2 separate regions of the Homo sapiens genome follow, and region 2 is linked to region 1. A link is an interaction called in ENCODE POLR2A ChIA-PET data of the cell type or tissue named here. Cell type or tissue: Panc1. All regions are shown on one strand. Region 1 overlaps EFHD1 (EF-hand domain family member D1). Region 2 overlaps EIF4E2 (eukaryotic translation initiation factor 4E family member 2).

Region 1 (8,000 bases):
TTGGCCAGGCTGATCTTGAACTCCTGACCTCAGGCAATCTGCTCGCCTCAGCCTCCCAAAGTGCTGGGATTACAAGTGTGAGCCACCACACCTGGTCTATTCTGGATTGCCTTTAATTAAAAATATATATGTATATGGATTAACGTTTAAATTATAGGGAAAAAAAGAGCTAAGATGTTGGCAGAGAAGGAGCTGGGAGCTCAGGGAACTCCAATAAGCCTGACAGCATTTGAAAGATGTAGGCTGTAGGGAGAAAAAGGAAAGACGGTGATCATTTGAAATAAGGAGGGAGGGATCCAGGGTTAGGCCAAGCATGTGGGGAGAAAGCAGGCCCCGGTCAGTTGGGCCCAGGGCTGGGGCTCTGTGGGGTCTCACTGGGGCCAGGGCCTCCCTCCTGGATTGAGGTTCATCCTCCCTCCCCAGGCCTCCCACTTTCAGGAGCTCTGGGGCTGGGAAGGGCATCTCTGCCCAGGGGAGGGGTGCCAGGCGTGCTATTCTGTGGGGTTCCCTTTCTACATGGCTGGATTCCAAATTGCAAGGAATGTGATAGCATTTTCATGGAAGGAGAGGGAGCAACAGACCTTTCAAGAATGAAGAAAACAAATCCACCTGCATTTGCCTTTCCCAGAGGCTCAGAAGTTTGATATAAGATCATCTGTTTGCAGGTAGCCTTGTCTTAAGGGGCTTTCACACTGCAGTTGCTTGGAGAACCTTCTAGCAGGTTAAAGATAAGTGTTCCCCCTTCCCCCGGTGTGTTTGGCCCTGGACCCTACCTGGGAGGCTGAGCCCCTCACTCCCAGTTTCCTTCAGCCACACCTGCCTGTGTGATGAGCACATTGAGGATTCTTTATCTTGTCTATTTTCCTTTATCTTTTCAAATACCTAACTCCAATACAAAAAATTAGCTAGGCGTGGTGGCAGGGTCCTGTAGTCCCACCTACTCAGGAGGCTGAGGCAAGAGAATCTCTTGAACCCCGAAGGCGGATGTTGTAGTGAGCCGAGATTGCGCCACTGCACTCCAGCCTGGGCAACAGAGGGAGATTCCATCTCAAAAAACAAACAAAACAAATACCTAACTCCAGTTTCTGTCTTTGTGAACTATTTTGGAGGGGCAACCTTGGCATTATGAGGACTGACCTGAAAATCAAGTCTCACTTCCCTAAAACCCAACTCCTGGCCATATCACCCAGCCTGGGGCAGAGCTGCGGGTTAGGGGGTCAGGCTGGGGGTCCTCCTTGGGCCTGATGATCTTGGGCTGATCCACCTTGGTGGGCCTGTTTCTCCATCAGCCAAACAGCACCACACCCCTCAGAGGAGCCTTGAAGGATTACATCAGATGACATTCATTTGAAGGGTATGGCTGGTGAGACTGTTTCTCTGAATGTCTGCAAGGCGGCAACATCAGCATTCCTCTTGGCGAACAATGAATTCCTTTGCATATGTCGGTAGCCATGGGACCATGCTTTGAGGCCAAAATCAGAATCCACAAATATTCAGAAACGTGACTCCTATCATTTCTGTCTACATCTGGAGAGATAATTGCCAAATGTCTAACTCTCACAGTTACAACAGTGACCTGGACATGGGGACACTGAGCACACACTGTGCCTTCTCTAGCCCCTTCCAAGTTCACGGGTACATCGTTCCTACTGTACTCGAAAGCTTAGCGTCTGCTTGAAACCCCGGGTTCATTCTGATCCCCAGGAATTCACTTACTTCAGTTTTCACCATCTCTGAAGCGGGGCTACTAATAACCACTTCACAGTACTGCTGTGTTCAGTGAGGTAATTTAGGACAGTGCCTGGCACTTCTAAGCTCTCAGGCAACCATAAAGGCAGGCGGCTGTGATTAATTCTTCACAGGACTGTTGTGAAGATCAAAAGGATCAGTACATGAGACAATGCCTCGTGAACTGCAAAGCCGACCAGTTTTAGTTACTACATGTTTGGAACCCTGCTGTGTGCAGTTCCCTAGGTAGACATCAGGCATTTTGAGAGAAGCAGATAGAATAGTGAGATGATGAAGATGTGAGGTTTTTCCTGCCTGTCTTGCAAATCCAGGCCCTAAAGGAAGTGACTAGACAAACCCTCCAAGGGTCACTTTGAAGAGAGAAAGATAGGTTTCTGGTGTATATATCCTGGCTCCATAGGAGAGGGGGTGCCACTGATGTTGTAGCTTTATTATTTTTTTTCTTTTTATTATACTTTTTGTTTGGTGGGGTGGTTGGTTTTTTCTTTTTTTGAGACGGAGTTTCACACTTTGCCCAGGCTAGAGTGAAGTGGTGTAATCTCGGCTCACTGCAACCTCTGTCCCCTGGGTTCAAGAGTTTCTTCTGCCTCAGCCTCCTGAGTAGCTAGGATTATAGCCACCCACCACCACGCCCGGCTAATTTTTGTATTTTTATTAGAGACAGGGTTTTGCCATGTTGGCCAGCTGGTCTCAAACTCCTGACCTCAGGTGATCCACCCGCCTAGGCCTCCCAAAATGCTAGGATTACAGGCATGAGCCACTGTGCCCAGCTGGTTTTTTCTTTTTTCAAGATGGAGTCTCACTCTGTCGCCCAGGCTGGAGTGCAGTGGCATGATCTTGGCTCACCACAACCTCCACCTCCCAGGTTCAAGCAATTCTGCTGCCTCAGCCTCTCAAGTAGCTGGGATTACAGGCACGCGCCACCAGGTCCAGCTAATTTTTGTATTTTTCGTAGAGATGGGGATTCACCACGTTGGCCAGGTGGTCTTCAACTCCTGACCTCAAGTGATCCGCCCACCTCGGCCTCCCAAAGTGCTGGGATTACGGGCATGAGCCACCGCTCCCGGCCTGTGGTAGCTTTAGAGTCCTGCCAGGACTTAAATAAAGGGAACTTGGCTGATGCTTCCAGCAGGAACAAAAGAAAGCAGCCCTGACTGAGCAGCTGGGATTGAAGGGGGTGGTTGGCTCAGGATTCCTTTCTCTCCTGCCCTTCTCCCCTCCACATTACATGGTCATATCTCCACACTCACTTTATTCCTGTACCCAGCTGGTGGCTCTCAGCAGAACACCAATGGCCCTTTTCCTTCTATGGGACTTGCCCACTGGGCTAGTGGGCTTCTGTTTCCCAGCACATTCTCTCCAAAGGAATTGAACCAAATTTTCTTGCCCATTTAAAGAAGTTGGGGCCAGGCCCGGTGGCTCAGGCCTGTAATCCCAGCACTTTGGGAGACCGAGGCAGGCAGATCACCTGAGGTCAGGAGTTCGAGACCAGCCTGACCAACATGGAGAAACCCTGTCTCTACTAAAAATACAGAAATTAGGTGGGTGTGGTGGTGGGCACCTGTAATCCCAGCTACTCGGGAGGCTGATGCATGAGAATCACTTGAACCCGGGAGGCAGAAGTTGCAGTGAGCTGAGATCGCACCACTGCACTCCAGCCTGGGCGACAGAGCGAGACTCCATCTCAAAAAAAAAAAAAAAAGAAAAGAAAGAAGTTGGAATTCCTTCAATATTTCCTAAGCTTGCCAAGGTCTTTTCTGACATATTTGACCTTTTTTGTTAGGCCTGGAGAACGTTGCAGGCTTTGGGGCCTGAAAGGAAGGTTTCCCAAGTCTTCTAGACTCCTCTCAGTTCGAACCCCAGAGGTAAAAGGATGACTTTTCTTTTCTTTCTTTCTTTTTTTTTTTTTTTTTTTTTTGAGACAGAGTCTCACTCTGTCACCCAGGGTGGAGTGCAGTGGCACAATCTTGGCTCACTGCTACCTCCACCTTCTGGGTTCAAGCAATTCTCCTGCCTCAGCCTCCTGAGTAGCTGGGATTACAGGTGTGGGTATCCGCCACCCCACCAGGCTAGTTTTTTGTATTTTTAGTAGAGACAGGGTTTCGCCATGTTGGCCAGGCTGGTCTTGAGCTCCTGACCTCAGTTGACCCTCCCATCTCAGCCTCCCAAAGTGCTGGGATTACAGGCGTGAGCCACCGTGCCCTGCCAGAGGATGGCTTTTCTCATCCCCCTCCCTGTGTTGGGGAGAGCCTCTTGTCCCTCACATGTGACAGCCCCTCTGTGTCTGCGGGAGGCTGCGCTAGCTCCGGCTTATGTGGGCTGGGAAGCCGTCTCCCTGGTGCTTCCTCTCCCAGCTGAGGACAGATTCCTGCCTATTCCCTGACCTTTACTTATCCTCCCATCTGCCTAGTCAGTTTGTCTCCTGTTCCTGGGCGCTGCTGTCTCCTTACACCCAGGCTTTTCAGTTCCTCCCTTACTCGCTTCACTCTCCTTCCTTTCTGCTCACTCTTTGTTCATGTCCCAAATGATTGGCGTGTCATATGCACCACATTGATCACTTCAGCCTGTTCTGCGAATTCTGTTGGAACACGCTATGTGTGCTGGGCAGTGAGCGGTGGGCAGAAGACATTTATCCAGACTCTTGGCACTGAAGGCACCTTAGTGGTCATGTTTTTCTTTTTTAAGAGATAGATCTCACTGTGTTGCCCAGGCTGGACTTGACCTGCTGGGCTCAAGCAGTCCTCCTGCCTCAGCCTCTGGAGTAGCTAGGATTACAGGTTCAAGCCACTGTACCTGCCCTTAGTGGTCATTTAACTGGGCCACCCCTTCTAAGGCTGACTTGACCAGAGAAGTGCTTCTCAGAGGGTTTCCTTGAAAAACCGCATTGCCAAGGTACGTCTTCTCAACAGAAAATCCCCAAATGCAGAGGACTGTGTGGTCAGATGAGTCTGTGTGCTCTGTTTCCCTCTTGTAAGTTTTGGACACATACGGAAGGCTCTGGAAAGTTCCACACTGAACCTGTTAACTTTGACTGGGACTCCGTGTAACAGAGACTGTCCCTCCCAGCCGGTTTGTGCAAGCTCTCTTTACTTCTCAGGTCTAGTTCCAGTTGGCCGTTTTGCCAGAAGGCACTTCCTTGCACTTAGCTAAAGTCTGTCTCACCCATTTCCATGCACAGAGCCCAGTTCTGGCAGCCTTTGGGCCCCTGGGCAACATCTGAAGGCAGCTCTTTGCCAGATCCCACTTGTTCCTTCCACCCCTGTCCTGTCCTTGTGTGGGGTCTTTTTTTTTTTTTTTTTTTTTTGAGTCGGAATCTTGCTCTGTCACCCAGGCTGGAGTGCAGTGGCACGACCTCGGCTTACTGCAAGCTCCGCCTCCTGGGTTCACGCCATTCTCCTGCCTCAGCTTCCCGAGTAGCTGGGACTACAGGCGCCTGCCACCATGCCCGGCTCTTTTTTTGTATTTTTAGTAGAGATGGGGTTTCACTGTGTTAGCCAGGATGGTCTTGATCTCCTGACCGCGTGATCCACCCACCTCGGCCTCCCAAAGTGCTGGGATTACAGGCGTGAGCCACCGTGCCCGGCCTGTGTGGGGTCTTAAGTCCATTCGTCTTCTTGGCTGCTTCCCACTGACCAGGCCCATGGCCTCCCTGAAGTGTGAGGTCTGTGTGGAGTGGGGCAGACCATGATGAGGTGGGTAGGACTGTGGCCCTTGCATTCAGGATTCAGGACTTTTTGTACTTGCCACTATGATTTATTTCGCCCATGAGTTTTCTGGCAGCCTCCCTGACTCACTGTAGGGTCCCAGTCCCCTGAAGGTGTGGTCACAGTTGCAAGTGAGCGCCATTTCTCTCAAAACCTGTGCTGGGAAAGTCAGTCTGTGGGGGTCTTAGTTTTAGGACCTTGCTTTTTTTTTTTTTTTTTAATTGTTTTGGGACAGAGTCTCACTCTGTCACCCAGGCTGGAGTGCAGTTGTATGAGCACAGCTCATTGCAGCCTCGACCTCCCAGGCTTGAAATGATCCCCCTGCCTCAGCCTTCTGAGGAGCTGGAACCACAGGCACATGCCACTATGCCTTGCTAATTTTTTTATATTTTTGAAGAGACAGGGTCTCACTATGTTGCCCAGGCTTGTCTTGAACTCCTGGGCTCAAACAGTCCTCCCACCTCAGCCTCCCAAAGTGCTGGGATTGGAGGCATGCACCACTGCTCCCAGCCAGTACCTTGCATTTTTTAAAAATTGTGGTGAGATATACATAATGTGAAATTTAGCAGTTTTGTTTTGTTTGAGACAGGGTCGCATGCTGTCACCTAGGCTGGAGTGATCACAGCTCACTGTAGCCTCAAACTCTTGTGCTCAAGTGATCCTCCCCCTTCAGCCTCCCGAGTAGCTGGGACCGCAGATGTGGGCCACCACATTCAGGTACTTTCTTAATTTTTTTGTAGAGATGGGGTCTTGTTTTGTTGCCCAGGCTGGTCTGAAACTCCTAGGCTCAAGTGATTCTCCTGCCTGGGCCTGCCAGAGTGCTGGGATAACAGGCAAGCCTGACTGCACCCAGCAAAATTCACCATTTTTAACCATTTTTAAGTATAGAGTTCAGTGGCAACAACATTGACATTATTATGCAACCATCACTGTCATCCATTTCCAGAATGTCTTCACCCTCCTAAACTGAAACTCTGTCCCCATTCAACACTAACTCCCCATTCACCTCCCCAGCCCTTGACAGTCACCATTCTACTTCTGTCTCGATGATTTTGACTACTCTAGGGACCTGATAAGTGAATTCATACAATGAGGTGCCCTTTTTGCGACTGGCTTATTTCACTTGGCACAATGTCTTCAAGGTTCACCCATGTTGTAGCCTGTGAGCATGGGTCAGAGTTCACTTCCCTTTCATTGCTGAATGAAATTCCATTGTTTGTATAGATCACATTTTGTCAATGGGCATTTGAGTTGTTTCTACCTTTTGGTGACTGTGAATAATGCTGCTAAGAATACTAGTGTCAGCCAGGCATGGTGGCTCACGCCTGTAATCCCTGCATTTTGGGAGACCGAGGCAGGCGGATCACCTGAGGTCAGGAGTTCGAGACCCACCTGGCCAACATGATGAAACCCTGTCTCTACTAAAAATACAAAAAATTAGCCGGCCATGGTGGTGGGCGCCTGTAATCCCAGCTACTCGGGAGGCCTGAGGCAGGAGAATCACTTGAACCCGGGAGGTGGAGGTTGCAGTGAGCTGAGATCGCACCACTGCACTCCAGCCTGGGCAACAAGAATGAAACTCCATCTCAAAAAAAAAAAAAGAATACTAGTGTCCAGACTCCATTGGATCCTATGGTAATTCTTTGTTTAGGACCTTGCATTTTTCTTTCTTTTCTTTTTTTTTTTTTTTTTTTGAGACTGAGTTTCACTCTGTCACTCAGGCTGGAGTGCAGTGGTGCGATCTCGGCTCACTGCAACCTCTGCCTCCCAGGTTCAACAGATTCTTCTGCCTCAGCCTCCTGAGTAGCTGAGATTACAGGCATGCGCCACCATGCCTGGCTAATTTTTTTGTATTTTTAGTAGAGACGGGGTTTCACCATGTTGGTCAGGCTGGTCTCGAACTCCTGACCTCAGATGATCCACCCACCTCGGCCTCACAAAGTGCTGGGATTATAGGCATGAGCCACTGCACCCAGCCAGGACCTTGCATTTTTCTTTGCTATATTTTATCTGTGGACATCACACCAGCTTGCTGAGATCTTTTGGGCCTAGATTCTGCCCCAACTTTGTGTCACCAGCGAATCTGAGAGTCAGCACCCTTTCCAGGTGGCTTTAACTAACAGCCAGTCCGCCTAATTGTATCCATACTTCTCTTCCCCATAAGAGCCTGCCTGCTAGAGGGCGTTGCTCACCCTGAGTGGTAACATCAGGTCAGCTGTGGTTTTCTGTTAGATCAACTTGACAGTAACGTTTCACAACTAAATAAGCATGTGACCCAGCATCCAATCTTGGGTATATACACGAAAAAATGGAAATATATGTCCAAACACTTGTATATGAACGTTCAAAGCAACACTATTCATAAGAGCCAAAAGGTGGAAACAACAAAATGTCCATCACCTGATGAGTGAAGAAACGAAGTGTGGTATATTGATACAGTGGAATATTGTTGGGCTACAAAATGTCCACAAGAGGCAAATCCATACAGACAGAAAGGCTAGTAGTTGCTGGGGGATAGGGGTGGCAAGGGGAGAGTGGGGAATGACT
Region 2 (8,000 bases), 86 kb before region 1:
GTTAAAAGTATTTTATTTTATTTTATTTTATTTTATTTTATTTGAGACGGAGTGTCGCTCTGTCACCCAGGCTGAGCGCAGTGGCGCGATCTCGGCTCACTGCAAGCTCCGCCTCCCAGGTTCACGCCATTCTCTTGCCTCAGCCTCCCTAGTAGCTGGGACTACAGGCGCCCACCACCGCGCCCGGCTAATTTTTTGTGTTTTTTAGTAGAGACGGAGTTTCACCGTGTTAGCCAGGATGGTCTCGATCTCCTGACCTCGTGATCCGCCCGCCTTGGACTCCCAAAATGCTGGGATTACAGGCGTGAGCCACCGTGCCCAGCTGGTTAAAAGTGTTTTAAAGTCTCTCAAAACTGCATCACTCTCCAGTATATCCTTGGAACCCGAGCCTCTAGAGAAATGCACTGATGCCATTTTTTGTCTGTGTGGGTTGGTGCTGGGTGTTTTTTAAAGACTGTTTTATGACTAAAATGGTATTAGAACATTAAAGGATTTTTGTTTTCAGTTACCTTTATCCTTATAGAACTTGTTTGTGCGTGTGTGTAATATTTTTACATAGTACACATATGATTAAAGTGGGTAAGAAAATAAGTTTAAAGGCAGGAACTGGAGACCTAGAACTTTGCAGAGCCAGTATTCGGCTGCGCCCTGGTGTAGTGCATCTTCTATTCTGGTGCCATGGCATTTTTCGAGAAGACAAATGTGGTCACATCCACGCCACCCATCTTATACAGCTCCTCATTGCTCACATGATCTTGCACCTCATTTACCTTTCAAGCCTCATCTCCCATCATCTCTAAATCTTCCCTTCCCTGCAGGTGGACCCTCCTGTCAGTTTATGCACAGACATGTTCTTCCCAGTGCCCGCAGTGCCCTTCAGCTGCTTTTCCTGACTCACTCCCGTTGACCTTAAGACCCACTTCTTGGCAGGGCATGGTGGCCCATGCCTGTAATCCCAGCACTTTGGGAGGTCGAGGTGGACAGATCACCTGAGGTCAGGAGTTTGAGGCCAGCCTGGCCAACATGGTGAAACCCCGTCTCTACTAAAAATACAAAAATTAGCCAGGTGTGGTGGCACGCGCCTGTAATCCCAGCTACTCGGGAGGCTGAGACAGGAGACTCACTTGAACCCAGGAGGTGGAGGTTGCACTGAGCCAAGATTGTGCCACTGCACTCCAGCCTGGGTGACAGAGCGAGACTCCATCTCAAAAAAAGAAAAGAAAAAAAAAGACCCACTTCTTGACTGTTTCCAACTATCTTGTTCTTCCTTAACATAGTGTGCATATCTGTTAACAGCAGCACTTATAATTATAGTATCATTGCTGTAATTAATATCCTTGGCTGTCTCTTCTACTGGACTGGATCTGAGTAGAGATTGGGGCTTCAGCCAGGCGCAGTGGCTCACTCCTGTAATCCCAGCACTTTGGGAATCCGAGGCAGACAGATCACGAGGTCAAGGGTTCGAGACCAGCCTGGCCAATATGGTGAAACCCTGTCTCTACTAAAAATACAATAATTAGCCGGGTGTGGTGGCATGTGCCTGTAGTCCCAGCTACCCAGGAGGCAGAGACAGGAGAATCGCTTGAACCCAAGAGGCAGAAGTGGCAGTGAGCCGATATCGCACCACTGCACTCCAGACTGGGTGACAGCGGGAGACTCCATCGCAAAAAAGAAAAAAAAAAAAACTAGATTGGGGCTTCATGTCTGTGTACTTGGTATGTAGTGACAGTCAGTACTTTTTTTTGTCGTCGTTGTTGTTTTGTTTTGTTTTGTTTTTTGAGACGGAGTCTTGCTGTGTTTCCCAGGCGGGAGTGCAGTGGCACGATCTCGGCTCCCTGCAAGCTCTGCCTCCCGAGTTCACGCCATTCTCCCGCCTCAGCCTCCCGAGTAGCTGGGACTACAGGCGCCCACCACCATGCCCGGCTAATTTTGTTTTTGTATTTTTAGTAGAGACGCGGTTTCACCGTGTCAGCCAGGATGGTCTCGATCTCCTCACCTCGTGATTCGCCCACCTCAGCCTTCCAAAGTGTTGGGATTACGGGCGTGAGCCACTGCGCCCAGCAGACATTCAGTACTTTTAGCAAGTAAACGGATGATCTGTGCTTGAAATATGACATCATTTCGTTTTGATTCCTAAAGTATTTCCAGTAAAGGGGATTATTTTTAAAAGGTCTGTTTAGCCATTTTAATAAATGGCTTATGCCAAGGATCCCAGCCTTGTTTTTCTTTTTTTCCCCATTTCTTCTCTCCCTAGTCCTACCATCAGTTTTTCTATAGAGTTGAATAATTGGAAAGTGATATGACTTCTTAGTGTTTAAGAGATTCTTGGCTTTTTACTGCCTTCATACAAAAAAAGGCTGTGAAACCATATTTTAACTTCAGTGCTTTCTGTCTTTTTACAGGATGATGCAAATAAAAATGGTGGCAAGTGGATTATTCGGCTGCGGAAGGGCTTGGCCTCCCGTTGCTGGGAGAATCTCATTTTGGCCATGCTGGGGGAACAGTTCATGGTTGGGGAGGAGATCTGTGGGGCTGTGGTGTCTGTCCGCTTTCAGGTAAGCCACCCATGAGCCAGGCTGGTTTCTTGTGTTGCCTTTGCTCTCCTCGCTGCCCCTGATTTGCTTTGATGATTCCTTCTGTTCCTCTGGTAGGAAGACATTATTTCAATATGGAATAAGACTGCCAGTGACCAAGCAACCACAGCCCGAATCCGGGACACACTTCGGCGAGTGCTTAACCTACCTCCCAACACCATTATGGAATACAAAACTCACACCGACAGCATCAAGTACGTGTTGGGGGGTTATGGGAGGACGTGTCCCTAAGCTTAGTATAAGTAGATCTGTAGTTGGGCCCAGAGGAATATGGCCGGACAGGAGACTTACTTGTGGAGAAGGGACAGACCAGGCCTTCCCTCTAGGGCTTCTGGCTACTTGCTGCAGTTCTTTGTCAGCGAGGCTCCCTGCCACCTATACTACCAGGTGCTTTGTAGCAGAGAGAGCCCATCTGCAGAAACCCAGTTGTACTACCTGGGCTTGCTTAATTTCTACAGGCTGTCTTGTCTTTCATATGCTAACCACTATCTTAAAATGAAAGACAAGTGCTTTTCTTTTTCTTGCTGTTTTTTAAGATAATTTCACCCTGCCCACCCTCACCCCACTTCTGCATGTCTTTTTAACTTGTTAGCTTCAGTCTATTTTCTTTGTCCTGGGATACTGACTACTTATCAGGAATGACTCCATTTCCTTGTGTATAGAGCTGACTCTTAGAAGAAGGGGGATAGTGTGTGTGTGAGAGAGCAGAATCAAAGGGAAGCATGAAGGCCACAGGGAAAATAAGCTTGGCAATCTCCCTAGGACTCAGGGAAATAGAGCTCTCTGTCCACAGTGAGAATCACTGTTAGGCTTGCTCCTCAGTGATTGAGTGTCAGAAGTAAGCTCAGGCTATTGTGAAAAAGTGTGGGGAGTGGCTGTCAGATTGTCTCAAAGCTGGAGGGAGAGCTAGCCAGCTAAGAGTTAGGACTCTTAGGTTTAGTTCTCTCATATGGCCCCATACCAATATGTGCCTTTGACAAGTGTCTTTGCAACTTTGCTTCAGTTTCTCCATCTGTAAAGTGGGAGACAGTACTTTATCTAACAAGGCTATTGTGAGGCTGATTTAATCTTTAACTGAGGGTCTTCAGATGGAGAATGCTTTTACGGGGCCAAGTAGTAGTATTGCTATCATCATCATCATCATTAGTAAGAATATCATCATGTTGTTATTATTGAAGGCTAGTAGTGAGCCCAGCAATTATGTTCAGCAGACAGACCATTTGGGAATCTCTTTCCCATGCATTCATAGATAATGTGGAGTGGAGTTGGCTTAAACCAGCTAAGTGCCAGTTTTTAAGTGGGAACACTGCTATGGGCGTTGGTCCATGATCAAACGGCTGGCATGACTCATCATAGTCACGAACAGTTATTAGCCAGCCATGGCTGTGGTTGCTTGCCTTAGCAGTCCTGTGTTAGCATTGCTTTACTCTGGGCACATTTTTCTTATTCTCTATTCTGGGATAGAAGTAGTTTCTGACTTCTAGCCACGTTCAGTCCAGGCTGGAGAGATCTACACCTGTTTCTAGGATTCTCGTTTTCAAGGTTTCTGAATATCCCCTACTCCCACTTACCCCCAAAATAAGCTTTTTACCTGGATAGGAGAGGGAAAGAGGTATTTTTCATCAATTCTCCCCTTCTCTGCTCTTCTCCCTTTCTAATACCATAAGGCAGTTCTTCGTGACTTTTACAGAAACATATGTACACGTCCTTACAGAGTTTAGGAGAGCCTGTGGGCTTTTTGCCTTAGTCTGCTAGAAAGACTGGCCTGCTGCTCTCTGCTTTATCCAGAGGTCTGCCTCTGGGACTTCAGCCCTGTAGCTGTAGAGACCAGAAGACCAACCCTCTTTGAGACCCAGATGCTACTTTCCCTTGCGTCCCCCTCTCTTTCCTCTCCCAATGAGCCAACCTTTTGCACTTCCACTAGAATGCCAGGCAGGCTGGGCCCCCAAAGGCTCCTTTTTCAAAACCTCTGGAAGCCGCGGTTGAATGTGCCATGACCCTCTCCCTCTCTGGATGGCACCATCATTGAAGCTGGCGTCATCGGAGTCTCTTGTTCTGTTGGCGTGCTACCTGGAAGATCCTTCTGTCCTGGACAAGAGGAATTGGAAGAGCATTTTATGTTTTAAGAACAGGCTGACACGCAGCAGCTACAACAACAGCTGAGATCACTTAATAAATGGTGCTAAACTAGCTTGTCTCATGCTCTTGCTCTTTATGGTGCATCAAAGATGTGGCCTTTCGGACTGACTGTCACCATATTAAGGGATGGCACAGACTTTTCCATGGAGGGCCATCCGGGGAATGCAGCCTCATTTCCATAAGCCCATTGTGTAGTGTCATGTGGTATTTTGTTCCAGGACTGCTGAGGCCTGACATAATAAGGTGACATCTAGCTTAGAAAATAAGACCCCATTTTCTGGTACTTAAATTTGAGTTCCCATCTAGTCACACCGATGACCAGAACAGAGTGATTTCTGATATAGAATTCAGCTTGAAAGTCTGTTCAGGTTGGAAAGGGGGATCCTTGGCCTTTGCTTCGCTGACTTCCATTCGCCTTTACTTCAAAGAAATCTCTTGCTTGGAGGTAAATCCCTGCTTCTGTCTGTGTGGCTGTGTGTATATAGCTTCCTTGCTTTGTGCTAATGGGGTTTTCTCGCTGGTGCCAAAGCTGCCCAAGCCACAGCTCTTTTCCAGCCTTCTCCCTTCTGCTTTCCCTTTAGAGCCAGGTCATCTTCCTCTTTGAGTCAGCCCTGCTTGCAAGATCTCAGGGTTACAGCCCTTCCCTTTCTCCTGGGCCCGGTGTTACTGCACATCAGGATCTGGGGTAGGGGAAACGTCTTCATCCCGTGTGAGTTTGCTCTGTAGGATATCTGACCGTAGCACGTACGGACCCCTTGTGTGCTTTGTGGCTTTGGCTTGTATGTGCTGCAGCTTGGCCTTTAGGCCCCTAACCTGCATGTAGAGTTTCAGCAAGCCTCATGCTACTTTAGGTTTTCTTAGGAGCTACCACCAAAAACATAATAAACAATCATTTTTTTGCAAACACTGGGTCAGCCTGCCTGAGAGGATCTGTGAAAGTGTCTGTGGACTTAAGGTTGAGTTTTCCAGAGTGGCTGTTCCACTTTGGCAGTGATACCCTGTGCTTGTACCATCCTGACTTACCTCTGATCTCCATGTGGCCCAAGATCCTGCATAACACCTATTAGGATTAGCACTGTGGGCTCAGTATTCTAGGGGTGTTTGTGTCATTGCATCTTTGTTTATTACATATCCAAAATTGGTTGAAGTACCTATAAAATGAGAGATTTGCTGGAATATGGAAAGGCCCATTCTCTACGTTTTTAGTATTTGTCAAAGAATTACCTTCTCTGGCTCTTTCCCTCTTGCCTTCAAAAATTGTTACATACATTAACTTTAATTTCAGCTGTATTGTAACTGCTCCAGGGGATAGGCTTGATGTCACCTCCCAGAGTAAGAGTTGATTAGAAGCACCAAACTGACCTTGAGACCCTTCTGATCCTTGTCAATATGAACAAAAGTCAGAACTATTTCTGCTTTCTTCTATTCCTTGTGGCTCTTCCATGGATATGACTTGGTTTGAGCCAAGGAACAGCTGCTACTGAGACTTAAGAATTCCAAGGAGGCCGGGCGAGGTGGCTCACGCCTGTAATCCTAGCACTTTGGGAGCTCGAGGTGGGCAGATCACAAGGTCAGGAGACCAGCCTGGCCAACATGGTGAAACCCCATCTCTACCAAAAATACAAAATTAGCCGGGCATAGTGGCAGGTGCCTATAATCTCAGCTGCTCGGGGAGGCTGAGGCAGGAGAATTGCTTGAACCCAGGAGGTGGAGGTTGCAGGGGGCTGAGATTGCACCACTGCACTCCAGCCTGAGCAACAAGAGCAAAACTCCATCTCAAAAAACAAAGAATTCCAAGGAAAATGAAGGAAGAAGGAGCCAACATTTGTTTTCCTCCGAGTACTCTGGAGATAGGGCTGCTGGTGGTGAGGGGAGTTTTTTAAGAGTAGCTTAGATTTTTCAGTCAGGTGTTCCTGATTCCTGCTTGCTATTTTTGGCCCAGTTCCCAATGTCCTTCTTCAACCGTTGGGTTTTTCCAGCCTTTCCCCAGTCACACTGCTTGTGGCCTTTTCCTGCTGTTCCCCTCAGTGTGCTACAAGGCACTGCCTGCCGCACAGAGCAGGCGGGTGATGAGCTGCTGTGCTGCAGAGGGCTCCTGCTCTTGTTTATTGCTGACAGTTCATTCACCCCTAAGACGTGGACAACTTGTTAAACTGAGTTCTTGCTCAGGTCATAGCTCCTTTTAATGAGGCCAACTTGTAGTCGAGTTTTCATAGATGTGGGTTCCCCATATTCTCTGCTTTGAGGAGAAATCTCATAATACAGTCAGAATCGTGGGGCTACCAGGATAAAACTGGGCTCGGAGCCATATGAAACAGCAATGTCTTTTGTGAAGAAACTCCTCTTTGGATTAGTCCCACTGATTCCTTTTGTGCATCTAGCCTGGAATGGAAAAGGAAAACAGGCCAAATTCCCATAGTGGGCTACAGCACTGGGAAAGACTGGCCCGGCTTCTCTGCAGGAGTGGAGGGTGGGTGATTCTCTTTATTCCTTTATCTCAGAGAAGAGACAGGTCAAATTGTGGAGGCTTTCCCACATCTAGATATCATTGTATTTCAACACTGAACTTTTATAGGCAAGGACCAACCCATTCCCTTCTCCTGGCATGGCTAAATCATAGTCCAGTAGCACCAGGTTACCCCAGCTTAATTGCTGGCCTGGCTTTGCATCTGTGATATGTACCACCGAACTGGTAGGCAAAGCGAAGAGAGCCCAGATTAGCAGGAGGCTGAGCCCCTCCCTAAGTATAGAGAGCAGTGAGCGCAAGGCTATGAACCTTGCAGCCTTTGGGTAGAGGTAGGGGGAAGTGTAGAATTGCACAGGATTTGCTTTCTGGTACGTGAGATGGGCCAAGAGTGGTCTTAAAAGAGCTCTTTGTTCCTCTGTCTTTTGAATCTGTTCAGAATTCCTTGTTGCCTATATTAACCTCTAATTAATTTTTTCTGTTTTTAGAAACTCCAGTCATGACACTTCTTACATTTAACTTGTTCTTTCTTTACCTTTAAAAGAAGGAAGTTTTAATATTACCCAGTATGCCTGGAATGCCAGATGGAAAATAGCTAGACTATTCACACCTAGTTTTAGGTGGTAGATTTGCCTCTTGGCCGAGCTGTGGGCCTATGAGAATAAGAGTGATTATACCAAAGATTATGGCCCACTATTTTATTTCCACTGATTCCATGTGAAGAAATTTCTTTTTTTGTTTTGTTTTGTTTTGTTTTTCTGAGATGGAGTCTCACTCTGTCACCCAGGCTGGAGTGCAGTGGC

The links. ChIA-PET counts read pairs that join two places held together with the same protein. Peaks named below come from ENCODE experiments on the same cell type or tissue, not always from the same donor. Only the 100,000 strongest peaks of a DNase experiment are listed, where the experiment ranks them.
Region 2: POLR2A ChIA-PET joins it to region 1 with 14 read pairs; 3 of 35 experiments call an interaction of 5 or more read pairs at or near these places.

Annotation. Positions count from the first base shown.
Region 1 is chr2:232,650,772-232,658,771 of GRCh38, forward strand. The region is part of intron 1 of EFHD1 (EF-hand domain family member D1); the gene reads left to right. Among named protein-coding and RNA genes, the nearest start is that of EFHD1, 21 kb to the left of the region's middle. In Panc1, no CTCF peak of the experiment used is centred here; no DNase peak of the experiment used is centred here; H3K27ac peaks cover 1,527 bases.
Region 2 is chr2:232,564,427-232,572,426 of GRCh38, forward strand. EIF4E2 (eukaryotic translation initiation factor 4E family member 2) reads left to right here. Exons shown (of 7, transcript NM_004846.4): 5 at 2,403-2,555; 6 at 2,652-2,788; 7 at 4,519-4,784. The coding sequence ends at 4,591. Among named protein-coding and RNA genes, the nearest start is that of EIF4E2, 18 kb to the left of the region's middle. RefSeq lists an enhancer at 3,472-4,671. In Panc1, no CTCF peak of the experiment used is centred here; a DNase peak (open chromatin) is centred at 3,965.